Regions from separate parts of the Homo sapiens genome. Here region 1 is linked to region 2. A link is a contact called in ENCODE Hi-C or POLR2A ChIA-PET data. All regions are on one chromosome and are shown on one strand. Each heading gives the region's core, a stretch centred on a gene start or an enhancer-like site at or near the end of the contact. The rest is flanking DNA. Distances are from core to core; before and after follow the strand shown.

Region 1 (2,700 bases), core at 18-2,517, 51 kb before region 2:
ACAAACAAGCCAGGCCATCACCGTAAGCTTGCGTGCATGTAAGGAACAAACATTTTATGCACAAGTAAGTTTTTTCACCAATGTGGACTCAGCACCTCGGGAGGTTGTCTGCAATTTCTATTTGCTATGGGCCGAACATTTGTGTCCCTCCAAAATTGATAGGTTGAAATCCTCACCTCCAGGGTGATGGTATTAGGAGAAGGGGCCTTTAGGAAGTGATGAGGTCATGGGGGCAGAGTCCTCAGAAATGGGATCAGTGCCCTTAAAAAAGAGGCCCCAGAGAGCTCCCTTGCCCCTTCCACCATGTGAGGGCACAGCAAGAAGGCACCATCTGTGAACCAGGAAGTAGCCCTCACCAGACACTGCATCTGCCTGGCTCTTGGATTTCGCAGCCTCCGCAGCTGCGAGAGACAGATCTCACTGTTCAGGAGCCATCCGGGTCATGGCATTTCATTACAGCAGCCTGAACGCACTGACACCTGTTCCTTCTGCTGATACTGAGGGTCATTTGGGACAAGATGGGGAGGCATCAAAAATTATCAGGGGTGGCCGGGCTCAGTAGCTCACACCTGTAATCCCAACACTTTGGAAGGCCGAGGCAGGAGGATTGCTTGAACTCAGGAGTTCGAGACCAGCCTGGGCAACGTGGTGAGACCTCATCTCTATGAAAAATAAAAAAAAAAATTATTTTTTGTGTCTGTGGTCCCAGCTACTTAGGAGACTGAGGCAGGAGAATTGCTTAAGCCTGGGAGGTCCAGGCTGCAGTGAGTCTTGATTGCACCACTATACTCCAGCCTGGGTGGTAGAGCGAGGCCCTGTCTCAAAAAAAAAAAAAAAAAAAGAGAGACTATTGGGGGAAATTGGCATCCGTTGCTTTTGTCTCTGTTCCTACCGCAGCCCCACTCTGCCTTCTGAGGAGGCTGCCTCTGTAATTGAGTCATGCTGGCCACAGCCAACTGGATGGACCAGGGTAGGAAACTGACCCCAGGCCACTCTTGGCAGACTGCCCAGTGGCCTCTGGCCTGACCTGGCAGGAAAGCTCTGCTCCACAAGCACACTCTAAAGCAGCTCAGGAGAGAGTGATAGGGTCTGGTGAGTCCAGCGTGGGGATGCGAGACAGAAGCCAGGAGGGGCAGGAGGAAAGCCAAGTGCTGAGACTGGAGAGAAGGGAAAGGGGCCAGCTGGCCTGGCCGGGGCCTGGAAGTGGAGTACCTGAGAATCAGTGACGGACTTCGTGGCTGAGCAGTGGCAAACAAGCGTGTTCTGGGTAACATTCCCGCCCTCTGAAAGGCCTGCTCTGAGCTCGCAACGTTTCTCCCAGCTTCCTGCGTCTCTCCAGCCCTGACCTCATTAACCCCAGCAACCTGAGTACATCTCTGTTCCTTACAACAGGACCGATCCGACAAACAACTCTGTCACACTCGTAATCTTAATATTAGATTTAATGCAACCCTTGGGATCTTGGGGTGAGGCCGCCTCTCCAGTAGATATTTTTACTGCCGCTCAGAGGGACTTTAAAATTGATTCTCCATTTCATGGCTGTATTTGAGATGCTTAAGATTTCTGGAAGCCCAGGTGCTGCAGCAGAAAGCGCCCAGGGCTTGGAGTCAGAGGACTTGATTTTTATTCCTGGCTTGGCCAGTGTTCAGCCTGTGACCTTGAACGAGATTTACACTCTCCAAGCTGTATTTTCTTCTTGGAATGTGAATATCTTCCCTGCCTACTTGATGAGTTCATATGTGTGCACACACCAAGCAGACACCGGTCTTGTGGGGCTGACGTTTTAATTGGGAAGCTTAGATGGTTCCAGAGATTTGCCCAGGTTCACCCACCTTTCCTGTGCATGGCTGTCAAATGGTGACGTTCTTTCTCCCCAGGCCCCTCCCTCCACACCCCATGTGCTTCTCAGAAAACAAACCTCAGATAGAGGCTTCTTCCCCACCAAATGTGAGCAGAAACAACATTTAAAAGGTGTATAGCCAGGCGTGGTGGTTCACACCTGTAATCCCAGTGCTTTAGGAGGCCAAGGCAGGAGGATCACTTGAACCCAGGGGAGTCCAGCCTGGGCAGCATAACAAGACCCCAGCTCTACAAAAAAAATACCCAGGCATGGTAGCACATGCTTATAGTCCCAGCTGCTCAGGAGGCTGAAGCGGGAGGATCACTTGAGCCTGGGAGGTTCAGGCTGTAGTGAGCTGGGATCACGCCACTGTACTCCAGCCTAGGTGACAGGGTGAGATTCTGTTGAAAGAAAGAAAGAAGGAAGGAAGGAAAGAAGGAAGGAAGGAAAGAAAAAGAAAGAAAGAAAGAGAGAGAGAGAAATAAATAAATAAATGAAGGAAGGGAGAGAAGGAGGGAAGGAAGGAAGGAGAGAAAGGAAGAGAGAGAAAGAAGGAAGACAGGAAAAAAGGAATAAAGGAAGGAAGGAAGGAGGGAGGGAGGGAAGGAAGGAGAGAAGGAAGGAAGGAAGGGAGGGAGGGAGGGAGGGAAGGAGGGAAGGAAGGAAGATTATTATTTCCTAAGGGTAGGAAATATTCAGGGTAGGTCCCCAGCAGGGGTTGGGGGTATGTTTTGCTGCCTTTGCTGGGGAATCTGCAGATGCATACAGGGACTGGTCTTTTTTGCGGGGAGAGAGCTCCCAGGACTGCTGGGTCTACCTCACCTCCCAGTAGCTGGGTCTAGACCTGGTACAATTAAGAC
Region 2 (2,700 bases), core at 142-2,641:
TTGCAGCACCCCCAGACAGATAGTGCGCCCCAGTTGCTCCAGTAAAGAGATCTTCACAACCCAGGCGTTCAACTGCATCCCAAAGGCCACCACTTCCAGCGAACCTTCCAGGGGCCCAACTGATGCCTGCAGACACCAGACCTGGACATGCCAGGAGGAGATGTCATGCTTAGGGTCTTTGGGAGCTTCAGGAGCCAAAGAATCCAGTATAGTTACCCTGGTGAGAATTTAGGACTGGGTTTGGTTTTGAATTTTTTCTTTTTAAGGAAGACACTTTTTTATTGTATTGTTTGAACATTGAGTCAGCTGGGAACAAAGGAATGCAAGTTTGTCCTAAACAGGACTGTCTTCCGGCAGGAAAAGCACCCAGGAAAAGTGGCCACAGGGTTTTAGCTGCGGGGATGATCTTAGAGGAAAGAAACACAGTGAGCTATGCTGGTGCACAGCCAGGCTGGATGCAGAGTGGAGCCGTCCCTGCCAGGAAACCACCTGGGAGACAGTGCTCCCTCACCCTGCAGGTGGCTTCCAGGGGGAGAATCTGCCCCCTTCAGAATGGCATGAGGATGGAATCCTGCATAGCACCAACAGTGACCAGCCTCAGGCATGGGTGCAGGGGTGAGCTAGCCTCATCCACAGCTTCCACAGTGAACTAGCTTTATCCACACACAATGATGACCTACCCTCAACCAAAGCTCCAGGGGTGAGCTAGCCTCATCTACACGCAATGGTGAACTAGCCTCATCCATAGCTTCCACAGTGAGCTAGCCTCATCTGTAGCTCCAACAGTGGGCTAGCCTCATCCGTACATTGATGGTGAGCTAGCCTCATCCACAGCACCAGCACCAACAGTGAGCTAGCCTCATCAGTGGCTCCAACGGTGACTAGCTTCATCCACAGCTCCAGAAGTAAGCTAGCCTTATCCACACACTGAGGGTGAGCTAGCCTCATTTGCACATCAATGGTGAGCTAGCCTCAGCCACAGCACCAATGATGAGCTAATCTAATGTCGTGCAAGTGTTCAGTCCAGACATTCTGATCCCTCCTCAGGGATGACAAATGGAATACTGCACACAACTTACAATGAAAAATCACCCAATTTTTAAAACTCAACAAATTTTTAAAGTGCTTTTACTGGCCACATACAGAAAGAAACAGTTTCACAGCAAACCTTGCTCCAGACTGCTGTGGTAAAGGATGGAGAGGTGGGGACAGGAGTGGAGGAGGGAGTGGGATGGCCATAGGAGGGGAGGGGAAGCTGGGTCCAGCAGCCCAGGATGTGGTCATGGTGTGACTGGTGCTGAGTAACTGGGAGGACTCAAGAGTGACGATGCCTGGACATCCTTCTATCTCTGACTCATGTTGGGAAGGTCTTTCAAACTCTTTTCATCTTGCAGAGAGGCAGAGCATTCTGGAGACCAACACTTCCTGGGCGGCGCTCAGAGTGGGTGACTCTGCAGAGAGCACCTGCCAGGTGTGATCTCGGACTCAGAGTTCAATCTGCATTTAGCTGACAATGAACTGCAAACTCTGAAAATGTTCACAGCCATGGAGAATAATCTAGAAATCCTCAGTCCATTGGGAAACAGTGTGGGTCAGGGAGTGTAACCAACAGCTGGAGGTGAAGCTGGGACCAGTCAGTGAGGTTAACCACACCAGGGAAGAGGAAGAGAAACCAGTCAGGGCCAAAACGGAGCTTTCATCGATGTCTGAGGGGGCCTTGTCCATCCTGTTTGTGGATTTGGTTGTGTGTGCCTGGGTATTAATTTCTTAGGGCCACTGTAACTGCAAACTGGGTGGCGTAAAATGACAGAAACTCACTATCTCACAGCTCTGGAGAACAGAAGTCCAAAACTAAGCTGTGGGCTGGGCCGTGCTCCCTTGGAAGGCTTGGGGAGGCTCCTTCCTGCCTCTCCCAGCTTTGGGTGGCTCCGCCCCTCCTTGGCTGGTGGCTGCAGCACTCCAATCTCTGCCTTCTGCTCTGTCTTCACACGGCCTTCCCTCTGTGTCTCTGTGTCCTCTTCTCCTCTTATAAGGACAACAGTGATGAGATTTGAGGCCTACCCCGCATGCAGATAATCTGATCTCAAGATTATCACCTTAATTACATCTGTAAAGACCTTATTCCTAAATAAAGTTGCCCTCTGAGTTCTGAGTGGACATGAATTTGCAGGGCAGGCTACTCTTCAACCCACTATGGTAAGTACCTAATTTGCTGCATATCTATTTTACCTGTATTAGTACTGATGGCAGTGGCTGTGCCACGCGGCCTGCCGCTGCCATCACATCAGCTGCAACAGGGAGGTGCAGCTGGGGTTGCACATTCTGTGGAACCAGCGGGAGCTGGAGACAAGTGAGAGCCCCACCTCTTCCAAGTTGGGATGGGAGCTCCCCAGGTGCTGCTGCAAACTCTGCCCTAAGCACGGCTGCCCAAAGCTGCAGACCCGGGCCTCCCGCTCCACTGAGCAGGCAGGGGCTCTGCCCTCCTGAGAGGGGGCTGCAGCCACCCAAATTGTGGCTGCAGACCTGGGCCTCCCGCTCCACTGAGCAGGCAGGGGCCCTGTGCTCCTGAGGGGGGGCTGCAGCCACCCAAATTGTGGCTGCAGACTTGGGCCTCCTGCTCCACTGAGTAGGCAGGGGCTCTGCCCTCCTGAGAGGGGGCTGCAGCCGCCCAAATTGTGGCTGCAGATCTGGGCATCCCGC

What was found. A loop is a pair of places that touch in the nucleus more often than their neighbours do. ChIA-PET counts read pairs that join two places held with the same protein, here RNA polymerase II (POLR2A).
Region 1: POLR2A ChIA-PET joins it to region 2 with 13 read pairs in OCI-LY7. The contact joins two enhancer-like sites. A Hi-C loop is called at or near these places in 2 of 168 maps with a recorded cell type or tissue (PC-3 and heart right ventricle). POLR2A ChIA-PET finds 5 or more read pairs at or near these places in 2 of 52 experiments (OCI-LY7 and RWPE1).

Annotation. Positions count from the first base shown.
Region 1 is chr2:238,997,943-239,000,642 of GRCh38, reverse strand. No RefSeq gene overlaps it. Among named protein-coding and RNA genes, the nearest start is that of MIR4440, 70 kb to the left of the region's middle. Within about 2 kb of position 1,267, at least 4 of the 41 ENCODE cell types and tissues checked have a DNase peak (open chromatin) inside an H3K27ac peak, as active enhancers do.
Region 2 is chr2:238,947,227-238,949,926 of GRCh38, reverse strand. No RefSeq gene overlaps it. Among named protein-coding and RNA genes, the nearest start is that of LINC01940, 22 kb to the right of the region's middle. Within about 2 kb of position 1,391, at least 6 of the 41 ENCODE cell types and tissues checked have a DNase peak (open chromatin) inside an H3K27ac peak, as active enhancers do.